Regions from separate parts of the Homo sapiens genome. Here all the other regions are linked to region 2. A link is a loop called in an ENCODE intact Hi-C map of the cell type or tissue named here. Cell type or tissue: mammary epithelial cell. All regions are shown on one strand. Links, peaks and the distances in the headings refer to the core of each region. The heading gives the core; the rest is flanking DNA.

Region 1 (5,688 bases), core at 2,837-5,336, 140 kb after region 2:
GACACTGGTATTGTAATCTGTGGACCAAAACCCAGCATCTATAAAATGACAATAAGGGAGGAAGGGTTTAGGCATAAAATACCCATAACAAAATATGCAGTTTGACACATTTACTTCTAAAGAGGGAATTCTGCTGAAAGTGATAGGCTGCTGGGGACTACACAAAACTCTTCAGCAGGCTGGAGAATAACTTACAGCTTTCTCTTTGTCACAGAGCTGGCAGCAGAAGAGGGTGGGTGTAACTCCTCCCCTAGTAGCCAGACTACACTGTTTAGCAGAACAGTGATATGTCAACATGTATCAGAAGGGCAACTCTTCTTACAATTATAGATAAACAGAAAGAACCTGGAATATTAGGCGAACTGAGAAAATGAGGCCTTCTTCCCCAGTGCAGTGACCCCAGCAGATGCAATAAATGCTGCTAGTGGTGACGGTGATTATGATGAACCCTGGGGAGGCTACAGCAATTTATATTTAAGGTGTTTCATAATTTGGACACAAAAACTATTATGCAGATATGCAAAAGCATGAAAAAGCTTGAACTTTATTTTTCTGTACCTAGGAATCAGGGGTTGGAGGCTGCATGCTCATGTTGTAATAAATAAGCATGAAAGGGGTGTTCTTTGTATTGAGATTTGACTCAATCATATAAAGATAAAAATGCCAAATAAATCTATGAGGAAAATAAAATGTTTCCCAAGATGCGCAGATATAAAACAGAAATCTTTGCAGTCCACCAAGAAATAATAGGCATTTTTAAGGAGAAAGACTGATTAGAGACGTAATACATTTGAGGTAGTCCTGGAACCTGTGGAATAATTAGAAAGCAGTGCTATTCCCAAACTGATGAGTAATAGTTTCATTTGCATCTTTTAGCCTAATTTAAACCTAGACTGTGGTCTCACAGAGACAGAGAAAGTCCCAAAAATTCTTGGGAATCATTTAATTTTAGAGGAAGAGGTGACAATTGAAATCATTTATTTAACAAATCTCTTAACATGTTCCCAATGAAATTGAAGATGAGTGATTTGTTTGCTGGTACAGTCCACGTCCGTGGTGGAGCCAGAATACAGTGGAGCCAGGACTTCTCCTACTGTGTTTGCTACCTCTTGTTCAGCCTACTTTGTGATTTCCTAATTGAACTATGTTAGGTCTTAAAGGGTGACATTCTCGTTCCATTTTCTAGTCTCAGGCTAAGGTTAGCTTGCAAGTGCTTAAAGATGCCCCTCTAGTTAACTTGGGTTGTTATTATGTGTATGGTTCAATGTTCTTCATCCATCAAAATTATTCCAGGGTATAGGAACATAGAATAGGCAAAATAATTGCCTGAGAGATGGAATTTCATGGCACATACTATTTTTACAAAACAAAAGCAGCTTGGCAGATTATTCATTTCTTCCCAGTGGTTTCTTCAATGTTAAAAATAAGTTGGGAAGGAAACATCTCATTTTAGCAATCTTTAATGATCACAGCGATTTTAGGAGGCGAGGGCAATGAACCCAGGACAAGAGCACTGCCGCACTGCCATCTTACCACACGTGGATGCTGCCTGGTGCTCCTGTGCCTTTGTCTAAGTAACTCTTGTTAACAATGTGGCTGCTATATTGAAATCCCTTTACTACTAGTTATTATTTCTCAGACTAACAGTACTAGTAACTTTAAAAATAATTGAGTCTATGATTAAGTTCATGCTCATAGTCACAACACTCCTATGAGGTAGGATGAACAGTTACCATTATTCATATTTAACAATGGGAAACTTAAGGCACAGAGAAGCTAAGCCAATTTCTAAAGTTCATAGCTATCTGGTGGAAAAGTTAGGGTTAAAATTCAGGTCTTTTAACTTCAAGCTAAGCTTCTTTCTTACAGACATATTCCTTTGATTTTAACATTAAAAAAAGAAACTTCCTTGATACTTTTCTTGTAACATGTGAATTTGTGAATACGACTGTTTTCTTCTTTTGATTACAGGCATCATTTATCCTTTACGTCACCCCACATAGCTCCTTGAACATAGTAAGTGGTCAATAAATGTTTTAACACAAGAATTGCTCTTTATAGGATGGATGTTACCCAAGGTAGGGCAGTGAGGCATTATATACAATTAGTTTAATTCTTTTCTCTTTTGTCTCCACTGAAGAGCTTCTGGTATAATTAGCAGATACTGGTCAGGCTAATTGTATGGCCTGCACACAGTTTATGCTACCATCAATGAGTTATCAGCTTAAAATGCCAGCTTCAATTCTTCATTAAAAACATGAAGAGGTAGTATATTTAATACGAAACAAATGGTTTCCATTTTCAGAATTATACTAAATTTCTTGGATTAATATTATGTGTCAGCTTGACTGGGCTAAAAGGTGCCCAGATAGAGCTATTGAAACATTATTTCTCAATGTGTATTTGAGCATGTTTCCTGCAGAGATCAGCATTCGAATTGGTACATTGAGTAAAGATTTTCTCACCCACGTACCCCGGCGTCATCACATCTGCTGAGGGCCCAAATAGAACAAAAAGGTGGAGGAAGGGTGAATTCACTCTGAACAGGGACATCCATCATCTCCTGCCCTCGGATATCATTGCTCCTGGTTCTCAGGCTTTTGGACATAAACTGAACTACACTGTTGGCTCCTGTGTTTCTCAGGCCTTTGGGCTTGGACTGGACCTACACTACTGGCTTTCCTCGGCCTTTAGCTTACAGATGGCAGATGATCGTGGGACTTCTCAGCCTTCATAATCTCAACCCAATCTCTCATAATAAACTTCTGTCTATCTATTTCCATATCTATTTATTATCTATCTATCTATCTATCTATCTATCTATCTATCTATCTATTCTATCTAGAGTTCTCCAGAGAAGCAAAACCATATCTATCTCCTATTGGTTGTGTTTCTCTGGAGAACTCTAATATAATCTTTCTTAAGTTTTATCATGCACCAAGCACTGTTCTGAGCTCTTCATATAAGTACACCTTTATAACCTCATAAACTATGGAGTTGGTGCCATTATTACGCTCATTTTTACATGAGGAAATGGAGACTTAGAAAGGTTAAATAACTTGCCCAATATCTTGCTGCTAATAAATGGAAGAGACTAGGTGTGTTTGATTCCAAAATCTAAGCTATTATTACTACTATACTATATTTTACCTATAGTTTTGTAACTCTGACACAGCAAAATTTTCCCAGATGGCTAAAATCTTCCCTATTCTCTCTCTCTCTCTCTCTCTCTCTATATATATATATAATTTATTTCTTTATATTTTTTGAGACAAAGTCTCACTCTGTCACCCAGGCTGGAGTGCAGTGGTGTGATCACGGCTCACTGCAACCTCCTCCTTCTGGGTTCAAGCAATTCTCCAGCCTCAGCCTCCTGAGTAGCTGGGACTACAGGTGCCTGCCACCATGCCCGGCTAATTTTTTTTGTATTTTTAGTAGAGACGGGGTTTCACCATGTTGGCTGGTCTGGAACTCCTGATCTCAAATGATCCACCAAACTTGGCCTCCCAGAAGTGCTGGGATTACAGGCGTGAGCCACCATGCCTGGCCTATTTATTTTTTTGAGACAGGGTCTCACTCTGTCATCCAGGCTGGGGTGCAGTGGTGCGATCACAGCTCACTGCTGGGATTACAGGCATGAGCCACAGCGCTCAACCATTCTAGATATTAAATAATTTCATGTAGTTACCCCAAATACAGATTATGTTCTGTCATGTCTGACTAAAATAAAAATTTAGCTTAAGGAAACTCCTTTCTGCAGACATTATTTGTTCTAGCTCTGAGATTGTATCTCCATGCTGCTTACTTTAGGTTGCAATATGTTCCCAACACCCACCTTTCAAGTTTTTAAAATGGCATTTCAATTTTTTCTTCAGTTTGTATGCTCAGCCACCTGTGCGCTTCCTCTACTTTTCTAAAGTGAAGAAAAGGAAAAAAAAATGGTTTCTTTCTAATATAATATTAATAGGTCTGGGTTTTTGGATTAATATACTGTAATAAGCAGCTCTCTAATTGATTACAAATCCCACTGGAACACTCCCCTGGGGGAATGAAGGTCCTGTTCTTTTTACTCTTCCTTTTATCCTCTATTCCATTTCAGCTGAGAATCCACCAAACTAGGATTGAGTCGACCAGTGAAAGGATTCTAGGCAAGACGGGATTGCACTGATGAGTTCCACTGCCTCCTTTTCAGAGAGACAAACGTAAGCCCACAGACTGATTACTAAGGCAGGTGTATTTTTATCTGTGCTGCCTTCTTATTCAAGACTCTAAGCTAGTCATCAACCCAATGGTATAACTGATAGCTGACGGGAGTTTCTGGAATGGGTGTTAAGTGTGAGAGAGATGAAGGCCTAGTGATAAGGTCGGCTCTAAATGTAGATTTACTTGGATTCCAATCTACTTACCAGCTGTGTGCCCCTGGGCAAGTTACCTCTTCTGTGACTCAACTTCCTTGAAGGAGGGTGTGTAAAAGTGTCTATTTCACACGGTTATTGTGAGGATTAAATACCAAAAGTATTAAAGCTGTGGTTAAACTCTCAGTAAACATTAGTTATTTCTACCAAAGTTAAACTGCCAAATCCTTGAGTCTTGATTTGTCCTCATAACTGCTGTGGCATTTCTCCTCTTTTAAAGTCTTCTGAACAGAAGTTGACGTTTGCATTTTAAAGGAACTCAAATGGCTTACTTTTACGAAGTTGGGGGGATTATATATACACGTGACCCGCCAGGGTATGTAAACCTGGCGGACTTCAACAGTCTGGGGGTGCCTGCGCTCAAGGGGTGAAGGGATGCTTAGAAACTTTCTCAGGAAGAAGGTGGGGCCTTCAACGAGGGCGGCTGGCTACAAAGAACTAAACTTTCACACAGCAAAGGGGAGCCGGTCTCCCTGCGCCCGCGGGCGTCGAACCCAGGCCCAGCTCTCACCACCCAAAGGCCCGGGTGCGGCTGCAGGGTGACGAAAGCGTCAGACCCCGGGGCTGCTCTCAGCTTTGGGCTTTCACCCGGCACTCTCCCAGACAAAGGGGCTTCTCAGCCAGGTCGCTGTTTTGGTTTGTCGTCCTCCCAGCCCCCACCTTCGTCCCCAACTTCCCCTGGCGCTGGCTCGGCGGCGTCCCTCACATCGTCCCTCCGGCCGCCACCCCGGGCCCCTTTGTTGTCTGCCGTCTCTCCCAGAGAGGGGTGGGGGGCCGCGACATTCCAGGGAGGAGAAACCGAGGAGTGAGGGGCAAAGACGCTCTTCCATGCTCTCACCCGAGGAGCGCGCCCCACGACGCTGGCCAGCCGTTCTCCGGCGACGGCCCGGGCCGCGCCTCGGCGCCCTCGCCCGGGTCCTCGGCACGGGGGAGGGGCGTGGCGCGGCCGGCGCTCTCTGATTGGCTGCGGGCGTCAGGGCGTCGCGCCGCGATTGGGTCGCGCAGCTGTCTGGAGCGAGAGCGCGCGAGGTGGGGAGGGGGCCGCTGGAAGCTGCTGGAAGTCGGGGGCGGGGGATGCGGCTGGGGCGCCGGGGCGGGGACGACGGGGGCGACGGCAGGACGGGCCGCGCCTGTGCAGGGCGGTCGGGGGCGGCGGGCGCGGGAGGAGGTGGCGGCGGAGGGGGAGGTGCGAGCCGGGCACCGCCCCCGGCCCCTCCCCGGCCTTCCCCGCGCAGAGCTCCGACCGCGGGCGGCCCAGGGGCGGGCGCGCCGC
Region 2 (8,268 bases), core at 2,379-4,878:
GCCGTTCCATTCCCCATGGTCACTGGCTTGGCGTTGGGCACATGGCCCAAGAGGTCCAGTCGAGGTGAACGTCAGGAGTCTTGGTCAAAATCCTGGGCTGGGAGGGTTTTTTCTTTCTTTTTTACTTTCTCTGATTACGGTCGTCTGTGGGTGTGAAGCCTGAAGTCGCCATCGGGTTGCCATCCTGCTACCAGGCACGTGTGAGGCCAGGCCCTGAAGGAGGGCATGGCGGAAGGTGGGATTCCTGTCTCTCCCGCCCTTTGGAGGGGTGGAGAGAAGCAGCTGAACTACGGGTGCCCGGAGGCGCTCAGAGCCCATCAAAGTGCAGCGCTCCCGCTGGCTCCCTCCACCACGCTGGCCTCAGCCCCCCCGCAGGCTTCGTCAGCTCCCACCTGGCGCCGCCTCCAGGCTACTCTGTACCCCTCTGTCCCCTGAGCTGACACAAGTCAGCTTTCTCCAGCCGGCTCTCATCCGGGCTGCACTCCACTTACCAGAGCCTTCCTGAAATGACCACGACAAACGCTTGTGTTACCAAATCATGGAGGCGGCACTCACTGTGTTCTGGACACAGTGCTAAACACGCTCTACAGAGACTAACTCAATTCACCGTTGTTGTGTAAGCGGGTAAGTGCTATAATTGTACCCATTTTATGGCTGAGAAGACTGAGGTATGTGAGGCTAGATAACTTGCCCAAGGTCACAGGTAGCAAGTGGCAGCACTAGGGTTTACACCCTCACTCCCAAATCATTTTGCTCTTCAGACTAAAACACTCCTCTGCTCAATCTAGATGGTTCCCCTCACTTTGTCACCAAGAACCTTGTGGGGTGGGCGTGGTTTCTCCCACTTCATGTAGGAAGAAACGGAGGCTTGGAGAGGGTAATGACTCGTTGGAGGTCACGTGGATGCTAGTGGTGGCGCAGCTGAGATTTGAACTGTCTCCAAATTCCAGACTCCCCTGTTGCATCATCTAGTGCCTGAGAAATTTAGGCACAAGTTTGGGAACAAAAACTCCGGATTGCAGAAAATGGCCAAGTAGGAGAGAACTGTGGCCGGGGAAGCCCAGCCCCATGAGGAGGTAGAAATCAGACAGGAGGGAGGCCTGAGCTGGTGGGGGCTGCAGGTGGTCAGGGACCAGGTTGGGTCCACCATGCCTGGAACATGGAGCTGTGCACTGTGCCGGTTGCCAGTTTAATATCTCATGTGTGTGTGTATGTGTGTGTGTGTGTGTTGTGAATGGAAAATAAATCTCAGCACCCCAAAATCACTAGGCCAAAGGGAAAAGTCAAACAGAGAACTGCATCAGGCAAACCTGCCTCCTATTTGATTCCTAAATAAGATAGCTACAAAGATTAAAAAAAAAAAAAGCTACATGCCTACATACCTCCATCACAATTTCCCACAAGGAAATTCCTTGTGGACGGCAAAACCCTAAAACAGTTCTGTTGAATTTCAGCCTGGCAACGTAAATTGATAGCTTGTCTTCCTAGGTGTGGGAAAAGGACAGAACTCGGTGTTCCCTCTGCTCACCGGAGACAAATGCATATCTGATGGCTTCTTCTGCCCTATTTTAAAATAAAAACGCAGGTTCACTGAGTCAGACTAAGGCCTAAGTGACTATTCCTCTACTCCGTCCTCCCACGTAAATTGTGTATTCAATGAAAGGCTGATCAAAGACCCAAAATAACCTTTTGTTTCTTATCTACCCATGACCTGGAAGTTCCCCCAACTTCAAGTTGTCCTGCCTTAGGGGAGCGAACCAATGTACATCTTACATATATTGATTGATGTCTCGTGTCTCCCTAAAATGTATGAAAGCAAGCTGTGCCCCCACCACTTGGGTACATGACCTCAGGGCCTCCTGAGGCTGTAACATGGGTGTGTCTTTAACACTGGCAAAATAAACTTTCCAGATTGATTGGGTGTCTCAGACACTTTTAGGTTCACAGTGTGTGGTGTGTGTGTGTGGTGTGTGTGGTGTGTGTGTGGGGGGTGTGTGTGTGTGTGTGTGGTGTGTGTGTGATGTGTGTGGTGTGTGTGTGTGGTGTTATGCAATTTATCATGTGATTTGTGTAATCATTGTTATTTACTGGTCTATATGTTCAGTAATGGTGTCTTAGGAACATCTTTGCTTTTTGTTTTGTTTTGTTTTTTGAGATGGAGTCTTGCTCTGTGGCCCAGGCTGGAGTGCAGTGGTACAATCTTGGCTCACTGTAACCTCCGCCTCCCGGGTTCAAGCGATTCTCCTGCCTCAGCCTCCCAAGTAGCTGGGATTACAGGTGTGCGCCACTATGCCCGGCTAATTTTTTGTATTTTTAGTACAGATGGGGTTTCACCATGTTGGCCAGGCTGGTCTTGAACTCCTGACCTCAGGTGATCCATCCACCCGCCTCAGACTCCCAAAGTGCTGGGATTACAGGCGTGAGCTACTGCACCCGGCCTTAGGGGCATCCTTGATAGAGGCTTAAGGCCATGGACTTGAATGAGATTTCCCAGGAGAAGGTGCAGACAGAAAAGGAGGCGGCTTGGGTGGAATGCCAGACAGAAGAGGGACTTTGCTCTGGCCCCCGGAAGAAGCTTCGTGGAGGAGAAGGGTCTATGAGGGGAGGAGACCCCAGAATCCCCTACAAGGGAGGCATCTGGGGCCTGCCCAGCCCTGCTCTTGGGACCCTCTGACCTGGGCTTTCCAGACAGGTCCGTTTTCAAACCCTCTGCTCATGGCTCCCGTACGCCATCAGCCCCAGAATGCCAGCATTTAGGTGCCTAAGCTACACTTCCTAGAAAGCCGTTTGCCTCTGGAATGCTTTGCTAGGTCATGTGTACTGAATTTGGGCTGGAAAAATGTAGCTATATTTGTAAAATATGTCAGTAAGATTGAACACCTGTAGCCAAGCTTGCAGGAGGGACCCCGAAGTCACTGCTGCCAGGCTGGACACGGGGGGCCTTTTGCACCCCCAGCACAGGGCCTGGCACACAAGCCACACTCCGTTGTGAAGCTCGGTTGTTTGTGGTCAAATTCTACACTTTTGGCATCTTTTTTTCAACGAGCGGGAGCACAGCTGTGCGGCGTCTCCTAAAAGCCTTGGCGAGTTAACTCCTACGGAAGTAGGGAAAACGCTTTTCCCCAAGGGGGAGAGAGGTGCACTATTTCTGGAGTAAAAATTTCATGCTCTGTATATTTTTGTTCAGACGTTTGAGCATGAGTTCCTCCGTCTGCGAACTCTGAGTTTGAGGATTCTGAGTCACAGCCCCAGACACGCGCCCGGTGGAAAACGCCCCAGTCCCTCGCGGGGCAGAGGCGGCGCCGGGAACGGTGCGGCAGCACCCCCTGGTGGCGAATGTCGATGCTGCGCCCCGAGGAAGGAAGGCCGGGGAAGCCCTCCTTAGGAGAGGCCCTGCTTGTTACCCCACCCTCCAAAGGCACGCGGCTTACCAGCCTCAGAGGCTCCCAGCTCCACCCTCTCAGCCAGTCTGGAGAGAGCCTGGTGTGACGGAAGGCGGTGTGGACCTAGGAGATAGGGACCGACACTTAGGGTTCCCTGCTGTTTGCGCATCAGGGAATGTGCTGATGAGGACTCAGAGGTGAATGAACCCTAACCCTAGGCCCGGCGCGGTGGCTCACGCCTGTAATCCCGGCACTTTGGGAGACTGAGGTGGGCGGATCACCTGAGGTCAGGAGTTCAAGATCAGCCTAGCCAACATGGTGAAACCCCTTCTGTACTAAAAATAAAAAGAATTAGCCGGGCATGGTGGCGCACGCTTGTAATCCCAGCAACTCGGGAGGCTGAGGTAGGAGAATTGCTTGAAGCCGGGAGGCAAAGGTTGCAGTGAGTCGAGATCGCGCCATTGCATTTCAGCCTGGGCAAGAGCGAAGCTTCGTCTCAAAAAAAAAAAAAAAAAAAAAGAGATGAATGCGATGAATGCACACCCTGGGCTCCGACATCTGCAGGCTCACGTGCTGAGGGGAAGGCAGACCAAGACCATAAGGACCAGAGCTAGAGATTCGGGGCTCAGTAGCGTGGGGTTCTGGCTTTGTCCCCTATCAGCTGTGGGACTGAGGGCAAGCTGCTTAAGCCCTCAGAGACTCAGCTTTTTCATATGTAAACAGGGAAACAGGGCTAATAATTAGTACTTGGCGTAACTATTGTTAAGATACAGTATGTGAAATGAGAGGTACATAATAGATTCACTAAATGGAAGGTAATTATACTTCTTATTCATGTCATAACAACTGATCTGGCAAAGAAGCGAGTACTGGGAGATGAGGGCATGGTTAGGAAAGTCTTCATCAATGGGGAGACATTTCAGCTGGGTTTTGAAGGATGACTAGGAGTTTTCCAATCAAAGGGGGAAGGGCCTCTAGATGGGGGAACTGTGTGTACAAAGGCATAGTGGTAAGAAGTGCTATAGTGCATTTGGAGAGCTGTAAATAGTTCGGTAAATAGTTCAGCAGGTGTAGCTGAAACTGGCCAGGTGAATTTGATCAGAATCTCTGAGAGCAGGTTACAGGAATCTGTGTTTGATAAGAAGTTTCCCAGGAGATTCTGAGGCTGACTTCCCACAGGCCTAAAGTCTGGAAACCCATTGCTGTACCTGACATTCTGCACAATTCTCTCTAATCTGAACCACAACCCAGCAAGATAGAGGTTATTTGTCCTTATTTTACACAGCAGAAAGCCAAGACTCAGAGAGGTAAAGCGACTTGCCCAGGATCACACAGCTAAGGTAAGCCAAGATTCAATCCCTGGTCAGGTTGACTTCAAACCCCATCCACACAGTGAGTGCCCAGTAAAAGCCAGCGATGACCCTCCCTGCCGACGCTCTACAGGCTGGACCCCCAGGTGTGTTGATCCTGTTTCCCTGACTCCATCCTGTTAGGAGTCTGAGGGAAGAGGGGGTTGGGGCCAGGGAAGCACCTCCTGTGGGCCAGATTTCAATGCCACGTAGAGAAGTTTCCCTGGTTAGAATTGCTCATTGGAGGAGGAGAGTCCTGCTCTTCTCAGGAATTTGCCAGAGATAGTTTTGTGGGCGTGTGTGTGTAATTTTTAAAAAATCTAAAATAATCTCTGACTTAAGAAGAGCTTCCACTGCAGCACAAATCATGCATTTTTTCCTGAACCATTTGGGGGTAAATTGTCAACACTTGCTCCCTAATACTCCACCTCCAATACTCCATCACCCCAAATACTCCCATGTACTTCCTGCAAATATGGACTTTCTCCTACATGGTCGGTCAGAACAACCTTCACTCACAACTCAAGTTCGCAGGGCGCGTTGCTGCTGTTCAAGTCTCCCCAGTGGTCTGATGATTTCTTCACAGTGAATGCACCCAGTTCAAAATGGTATGTGGCTTCTGGTTGTCACATCTCCTTAGTCTCCTAGAGTCTGAAGCTGAGCTCAGTCTTTACTTGACTTTCATGGCCTTGACACTTTCGAAGATTAAGGGCCAGTTATTCTGTGGGCTGTGCCGCCACTTGAGAGACTGCTGCCCCCTGGGGATTTGATTTGCGTTATCTGTCTTGGCAGGAACACCTCAGAAGTGCTATTCCACTGGACAGGATTTCAATTTGCCCTATTTAAGCATTGTCTTTTTTTTTTTTTTTTTTTGATGGAGTCTCACTCTGTCACCCAGGCTGCAGTACAGTGGCATGATCTCGGCTCACTGCAACCTCTGCCTTCTGGGTGCAAGTGATTCTCCTACGTCAGCTTCCTGAATAGTTGGGATTACAGAAGTGCACCACCATGCCTGGCTAATTTTTGTAGTTTTAGTAGATATGGGGTTTCACCATGTTGGCCGGGCTGGTCTCAAACTCCTGATCTCAGGTGATCTGCCCTCCTCTGCCTCCCAAAGTGCTGGGATTACATGCCTGAGCCGCTGTGCCTGGCCCTGGCTTGCTTCTTCTAAAACTCTCTTCCACTCCAGGTTCCCCGAAGCCTCGAGCACCCCATCCGGGACCCCCTGGAGCCTCCCCTCCCTCTGCTTACTGCCCCCACCACCCACCTCCCTCCACGTGCTGTAGAAACCTCCCTGACAAGCTGTGGCAGCACAGGGCCAGCTGCCCAGCAAGTTCCCCTGTCCCTCCTGGGGTCACCCAGACTTTACTCTCCTGGGGCTGTCTTTCCCACTTCGAGGTGGAGGAGTCCCTGATTAATTAAGGGTTCTGGCCCTTTGGAATTCATCTGTAGAGTTGCAAATGGACTGCTGGGGCCATATGAGAACCCTGTGATCCTGGGGACGTCACTCAGTGCCCCATCCCCTGATCTCCCTCGGATTCATCTTTCCCTCAGTGCTGGTGGCCAAGCAGGCGCTGCCAGAAATCCCTAGGTGTCCAGGAGGTGGCGCTGCGGGGTCAGAACCTGCACCCTTTCATGCGAATGCAGCTCAGAGAGGGGAGAGTGCAGGGGCAAAGGGAGGGGTGGGGGCTGCGAACTAGAGGCTGTGCAGTCCCCTGGAAGCATTCTGCGTGTGCACGTATGTGTTAGCAAACACCTACATACATACCAGCAAGTGCACATACCCACACATCCATACCAGTACACACACACATCATATATACTAGTAAATAGATACGGGTACACACACATGTATATACCTCTATATATGCACACGCATACATACTAGTATATGTATACACACATACATGCATGATAGTCTACACACACATATACCAGTATATATACACATATATGCAAACCAGTAAATATCTATATGTAATATATATACACGGAAACATGTAGCAGTTCATTGTATCCTCTATGTGAACATGTGTGCACACATCCTAGATGCATATCTGTGCATAGGCACACACAGGTCTGCACATACGTGTGTGCATGTGTACGCACTAGGCCCTGGAGTTTGGGCCACTGACTTCTGCCTCTGAGGCTCGGGACGGCAGCAGCTTCTCCCCCATCACACAGGCCGACTCCAGATCTCCATTCTCCTCCCAGATCTTTTTTTTTTTTTTTGGATCACAGGTGGGCAGGATGGTGGCCTCACCTGATGCAGTGCACACCTCCAACAGGCATCAGATGGAATGCACTGGGAGCAAGATTCTCATAGCAATGACAAAGATCCCCAACACCGTCCACCACGCAGCCGTACGTATGTGTCCTCAGATTTCATGCGGGGCAACTGTGGTTTTCCCCTGAAAGAAGCACCACTGATCCCTGCACAGGAGGGGCGCTGGGGGAAGGGCTTTGAAACAGAGAGGGGAGCCTGGCTCCCACCCTGGCCCAGCGGGGGAGCCTGAGGGTGGGGGTTCTGAACACAGTGTGGGGCTGTGACTGGGCAGCCCTAAGAAGCATGGTCAGTGTGCCATGCTCTGTTCCCAGGGGACTCGATGTTGTGGGTCCAGTTGAGGCGGAGAGGAGCCAGGAAGACAGGACAGGCCAGCTCCTTGCCTGGTGGCTGAGGATTTCTGGTTGTGAGCTTGGGGGACTTCGCAGGGCCGGAGGGGGAGGGTACCTTTCCTAACAGCGACACCCTGTGGTGTTGGCCGCTGCAACAGACACTCAGGTGACTTGTCTGTCTCCTTGAGATGCTGTGACCAGGGCTTGACCTTTGGACTGAGAGAGCATCCGCTGGGCCGGGGGTCTTGGAGTTATTTGGAAGGAGGACCCTGAGATTTCTTTGAGAGATGACCTAATTCAAGAAGCAAGAGGACATGACCTCGCTTCATGCTCCAAGCAGCTGACCTTGGAATCTGGTTATAAATGCGTCTGTGCCTTTCTTGGACAAAGCAGTTTTTGCTTCTGTGTGTGTGTGTGTGTGTGTGTGTGTGTGTGTGTGTGTCTGTCCACTGGCCCAGGGGAGTGTTCCATCCTCAGGTCCCTGAAGCATATCCCAGCAGGGCAGGGTTGGTCCCAAAGGCCACGTGGGCTGCATGATGACCAACTGGCCCTGTGCGCCTGTGGAGCGAGGGAGGAGAAATGGCCAAGCTCAGCTGAGCACACCCGGCCTGAGGGCCCAGGTGTGCCCTGAGAGTCGAGGGCAGATGTAGGGGGGAGTTGGGCCTTTTTAATCATAGAAGCAATGGCCCGCCTGCCACAGTCAATGCTAAGCTCCTCAAACATCTTGCAAGCTGCTTGCTCAGGCCTCCGACTCAGGATTGAACTACATGTGGCACACTCCCGCTACAAAGAAGCCCACATCCTGGCTGTTCCGGAACATTCCTCAGCCTCGCTGGGTGTAACTGTTAAAGGCGCAGTGTGGACGGCGGCTTGTCCTTTCCACTGAAAGAAGGAACAGGTGTCAGGGCTGGAGGGAGCTC
Region 3 (5,688 bases), core at 2,837-5,336, 640 kb before region 2:
TTCTGCTTATAGTATTCTTTGTCACTTAAATGCTTAAAAATTGTATACAATAGAAGAGTTCCCTAGAAAAAAAAAATAAATATCATTTTCAGGCCCACAGTGTCCGCTGAGGGTGCCATGGAGTCCTTCAAGGGCCTTTCCCCAGGTTTAATATAATCCTTCCAGTTGGAGAAACAGAGAAAAAGTAATTTTCTAAAGGAACACAGCAAATACAAGCATACCTTGGATATATTACAGGTTCAGTTCCAGACTACTGCACTAAAGCAAGTATCGTAAAGTAAGGCCCACGATGTTTTTGGTTTCCCAATGCATATAATAGTTATGTTTACAGTGTACCAGAGTCTATTAAGTGTACAAGAGTATTGATAGCATTGTGTCTAAAAAACCTAATGTACATTAATTTACACATATGTGGTTGGGCGCAATGGCTCATGCCTGTAATCCCAACATTTTGGGAGGCCGAGGTAGGCAGATCACTGAGGTCAGGAGATGGAGACTAGCCTGACCAACATGGTGAAACCCCATCTCTACTAAAAATACAAAAATTAGCCAGGTGTGGTGGTGTACGCCTGTAGTCCCAGCTACTTGGGAATGAATATTCCAGATCCTTTGTTGTCATTTCAACAATGTCCATGGTGTCTTCATCAGGGGGAGATTTTGTCTCAAGAAGCCACTTTCTCTGCTCATCCATAAGGAGCAACTCCTCATCCACTCAAGTTTTATCATGAGATCACTCACGGCTTCAGGCTCCACCTCTTATTCTAGTTCTCTCTCTTTTTTTCTTTTTCAACTTTTCTTTTAGATTTAGGGGCCACGTGTGCAGGTTTGTTACTTGGGTACTTTGCATGATGCTGAGGTCTGGGGCATGACTGATCCCGTCACCTGGGCACTGAGCATAATACCCAACATTTTTCAACACTTGTCCCCTTCCCTCTTTCCCCCGTCTAGTAGTTCCCAGTATCCATTAGTACTTTTATGTCCATGAGTACCCGATAATTAGTTCCCACTTGTAAGTGAGAACATGCAGTATGTGGTTTTTGTTCCCACATTTATTTGCTTAGAATCTAGTTCTCTTGCTGTTTCCACCACATGAAGCAGTTACTTCATCCACTGAGCCCCTCAAAGTCATCCACAAGGGGAGGAATTAACTTTTTCCAAACTCTTGTTCATGTTGATATTTTGACCTCCTCCAATAAATCATGAATGTTCCTAATAGCATCTAGAATGGTGAATCCTTTCCAGAAAGTTTCCAGTATATTTTGCCCAGATCCATCAGAGGATTTACTATCTATGGCAGCTATGACAGCTATAGCCTTATGAAAAGGATTTCTTAACTAATTCCACTTGAAAGTTGAAATTACTCCTTGATCTTGGGCTGCAGAATGGATGTTGTGTTAGCAGATATGAAAACAACACTAATTTCCCGTACATCTCCATCAAACCTCTTGGTGTATCTCCATCAAAGACTAGGTACATTGTCAATGAACAGTAATGTTTTGAAAGGAATCTTTTTTTCTGAGCAGTAGGTCTTAAGAGTGGGCTTAAAATAGTCAATAAACGATGCTGTAAACAGAGGTGCTGTCATCCAGGCTTGAGTGTTTCATTCACAGAGCACAGACAGAGTAGATTCAGCATAATTCTTAATGACCCTAGCATTTTTGGGATGGTAAACAAACATTGGTTTCAACTTAAAGTTACCAGCTGCATTATCCCCTAACAAGGCAGGCAGCCTGTCCTCCAGAGTTTTGCAGCCAGGCATTGACTTGTCCTTTTTAGCTATGAAAGTCCTAGATGGTATCTTCTTCTAATAGAAGGCTGTTTCATTTACATTGAAAACCTGTTGTTTGGTGGAGCCCCCTTCATCAAGGATGGTAGCTGGATCTTCTGGATGACTTGCTATAGCTTCTTCACCAGCACTTGCGGCTTCACTGTGCACTTTTATGTTCTGGCTTCTTTCCTTCAACCTTGATAGGGTTTGGATTTGTGTCCCTACCCAAATCTCATGTCGAATTGGAGGAGGGGCCTGGTGGGAGGTGATTGGATCATGGGGAAAGATTTTCCCCCTCCTGTTCTCTTGATAGTGAGTGAGTTCTCATGAGATCTGATGGTTTAAAAGTGTGTGGCACTTCCCCCCGGCTCTGTCTCTCCTGCCAACATGTGAAGAAGGCCCTTGCTTCCCGTTCGCCTTCTGCCATGATTGTCAGTTTCCTGAGGCCTCCTGATCATGCTCCCTGTTAATCCTGTGGAACTGTGAGTCAATCAAACCTCTTTTCTTCATAAATTACCCAGTCTCAGGTAGTTGTTTACAGTAGTGTGAGAACGGACTAATACAAACCTTACGAACCAACCTCTACTAGCTTCAAGCTCTTCTTCTGCAGCTTCCTCACCCCTCTCAGCCTTCATAGAGAGTTAGGTCCTTGCTCTGGATTAGGCTGTGGCTTCAGGGAAGGTTGTGGCTGGTTTGAGCTTCTATCCAGGCTACTAAAACTTTCTCCCTTTTGGCAATAAGTCTGCTTTGCTTTCTTATTATCCATATGTTCACTGGAGTAGCACTTTTAATTTCCTTCAAGAACTTCTTTTTCTCTGCCTTCACAACTGGGCTGTTTGGCACAAGAGGCCAGGCTTTCAGCCTTTCTCAGCTTTCAGTGTGCCTTCCTCACTAGCTTCATCATGTCTAGCTGTTGAAGTAAAGTGAGAGACTGACTTTTCACTTGAACACTCAGAGGCCATTGTAAGGTTGTTAATTTGCCTAATTTCAATATTTGTTGTGTCTCAGGGAATAAGGAGAACCAGGGAGAGGGAGAAAGAGAAGAAGTGAGAGAGAGAGAGATGGGGGAATGGCTGGTCAGTGGAGCAGTGAGAACATATGCCATTCATTAATCAAATTCACCATCTTATATGGGCACGATTCATGGTGCCCCAAAACAATTACAGTAGTAACATCAAATAACACCAAAGGTTGCTGATCACAGGTCAACAGAGCAGATATAATAATAAGGAAAAAGTTTGAAATATTGCGAGAATTACCAAAAGGTGGCGTGAGACACAGGGTTAGCAGGTGCTGTTGGAAGGATGGTGCCGATAGGCCTGCTTGACACAGCATTGCCACAAACCTTCAATTTGTAAAAACTGCACAGTATCTGAGGTCCAATAGAGTAAGCAGTGCCTGCAATCACGGCACAGACATGAGAACCCAGGCTTCTTTTTCCCAGCCCAGCAAGGGTGGCTTTGCGCTGTGAGTTTCCTGAGAAGAAGGCTTCTCTGCTCCTATCTGTGATTCTAAGAAGATTTAATCAGCTTCCTGGTAATTTCCGAAGTGAGTAAGAAGAGCCTCTTGTTTCTACCTGTTTGCAGCCTGGCGTGCTGTTACCTTGGCAACAGCTGTCACCAGGAACCTCAGCTCCTTCTGGCATGTCACATCCTTTATTGCCGACATCAGTGTGCCTGGGTCAAGGGTAAAGTGGTGTGGGCCTCCCAGGTCCAGTGTGGGGGACCTTCCGCTAAGAACTGCTTATTTATAACCCACAGAAAATTTGCCCTAAAAACAGGACTTCCGTGCTCACCCAGATGATTTTCTTTTTATATTCTACAGGGGTTAGTAGAGAGGCTCTTGCCATTTGAAGAGGTTGCTTTTCTTTCTTACCAGTCAGTAGTAGCTTGAGATTTTAAAACTGAGTTGTTGGCCGGGTGAGGTGGCTCACGCCTGCAATCCCAGCACTTTGGGAGGCCGAGGCGGGCACATCACCTGAGGTCAGGAGACCAGCCTGGCCAACATGGTGAAACCCCGTCTCTACTAAAAATACAAAAATTAGCTGGGCGTGGTGGTGCGTGCCTGTAATCCCAGCTACTCCGGAGGCTGAGGCAGGAGAATCGCTTGAACCCGGGAGCTGGAGGTTGCAGTGAGCCGAGATCACTCCACTGCACTCCAGCCTGTGCAACAGAGTGAGACTCTGTCTCAAAAAAAAAAAAAAACAACAACAAAAACAAAAAAAAAAAACAAAAAACAGATGTTCAGATCCAGTGGGAAACCCACCCCACCTCATTATATGGACAAGGATAGTAAAACTCAGAGAGGAGAACTGACATGCTCAAAGTCCACGTAATGTATTGATGCAATGCAGGACTTGAACTTGGCTGAAGTCCTGGTTGCCTTTAGGGGTTGGCGTTACCGCAGGTTTGGCTTGATGACAGTAACATCACGTAGAAACCCTCATCGCAGTGGATGGGCACAGGCTTGCTTCTGGACTCTATTAGTGATGGAGACATATTCTGGGGCTGCCTGAGTCATCTTCCGGGAACCCCATTTTCCTGGCGCCCAGTACTCCCTTTCCACACCTCCCAGCCGCCAACCAGGGGTTGGAAATCGGGAGTCTACAAGGGTCAGGCAGGGGACAAAACCAAGTGACATGGACTGGCTGGGGACAGTCGAGCTGGCTCCTCTAGCCGCTGGGCCCACACCCCATGTCTGCCTGTCCCTGCTTGGCCTGTGCGATGCCTGAGGCTAGAGGTCTGAGGTCTGAGATCTGCTGTCCCTTAGCCCTGTCAGGTTCAAGGTCCTTCCTTCTCACAGGAACCTCCTTCACTTTCACCAGTGCTATAGGAACCCCCTGAGGTCTGGCTGTGCCTCCCAACCCATCCTGGGCCCGGTCCATCTGTCCAGCAGCCTCTGTTACAAGGGCACGGCCCCTGTCCCCTCAGAACCTCCTAACTCCAGGTGGGATCACCTGGGAGCCAGGGAAGACCCGAGGCAGACAAACCCGGGTCATCCCTGCATCTAATCACCGACAGAGCAGAGCACTCTCATGCTAAAGCAGAAGGTCCCAGGCAAGCCTGGATGAGTGGTCACTCTAACTCTAGTCTTAGAATAAATACCTGTAAACAGCAGTTCAGGGACCAAAAGCCAGCCTGCCATGTCTTTTATATAGCCAGCTGCCTGAAAATGGTTGCTACATTTTTAAATAGTTGAAAAAAATCAAAACAGGAACGTTTCATAACGTGAAAGTTATATGAAGTGCAAATTCCAGGACCGATAAAGTTTTATTGAATCACAGCCATGTTCGCTCACTTTTGTGTTTCAACAGCAGTGTTGAGGAGTTGCAATCGAGACCACAAGCCTGCTGACCACAAACCCACTGACCTAAAAGATTCCCTACCCAGCCCTCAGCAGAAACATGTGCCAACCCCTAAAAGTTCTCTGTGCTCTGAAAAGTGAACTTTCAGTCTCAAAGTGAAGACCTTTTACTTGGCACAGGGTAGAAACCTCACCTCCTTCTCTGAAGCCATGAACTCATTCCTCACTTTGGAGATGGGAGGCTGCAAAGAAACACGATTTGAAAGCAAATTGCAAATCCATCTTGTTAATGTCTTCAGCATATTGTAGCCATTATACAGACAGGCAAACAAAAACCACGCAAGCTGAATAAAACCGTCTGTGGCCAAATGCGGCTCGCGAGTCCCTAGCACGCAGACTCTGGGCTTCATGAGCTTCTCCGGCTTCTCCTCCTGACTCCAGGGCTCTGCCAGCTGGAGCCAATGCCTCTTCCTGCCTCAGCTTCCCCGGCTCTCTAGCATCCTGCTCAGGCCACACACGCCTCCTCACCAGCCTGCCTTTGAGAGCAACTGTGGCCTGGAGGGAGGCGTGGCCTTGGGGCCACAGGTTTAAGTTCTGCACCAGCTGCAGCTTACTAG

What was found. A loop is a pair of places that touch in the nucleus more often than their neighbours do. Peaks named below come from ENCODE experiments on the same cell type or tissue, not always from the same donor. Only the 100,000 strongest peaks of a DNase experiment are listed, where the experiment ranks them.
Region 1: a loop joins it to region 2, with 3 times the contacts of the local background. A loop is called at or near these places in 12 of 110 quality-filtered maps.
Region 3: it touches region 2 in a loop (5-fold over the local background); 6 of 110 quality-filtered maps call a loop at or near these places.

What each region holds. Positions count from the first base shown.
Region 1 is chr2:9,003,694-9,009,381 of GRCh38, reverse strand. LOC124907728 (a long non-coding RNA gene) reads right to left here and starts at 5,306. Exons shown (of 2, transcript XR_007086199.1): 1 at 5,254-5,306; 2 at 519-3,913. RefSeq lists a silencer at 5,325-5,688. In mammary epithelial cell, for the core only: no CTCF peak of the experiment used is centred there; a DNase peak (open chromatin) is centred at 4,391; H3K4me3 peaks cover 899 bases; H3K27ac peaks cover 1,212 bases.
Region 2 is chr2:9,137,959-9,146,226 of GRCh38, reverse strand. LOC105373417 (a long non-coding RNA gene) reads left to right here and starts at 317. Exons shown (of 4, transcript XR_922775.1): 1 at 317-624; 2 at 6,974-7,096. RefSeq lists enhancers at 3,112-3,191, 3,308-4,205, 6,024-6,524. In mammary epithelial cell, for the core only: a CTCF peak has its summit at 3,327 (motif pointing left); a DNase peak (open chromatin) is centred at 3,336; H3K4me3 peaks cover 199 bases; H3K27ac peaks cover 891 bases.
Region 3 is chr2:9,779,991-9,785,678 of GRCh38, reverse strand. LOC100996549 (a long non-coding RNA gene) reads left to right here and starts at 5,687. Exons shown (of 3, transcript XR_241267.4): 1 at 5,687-5,688. In mammary epithelial cell, for the core only: no CTCF peak of the experiment used is centred there; DNase peaks (open chromatin) are centred at 3,348 and 4,178; H3K27ac peaks cover 2,033 bases.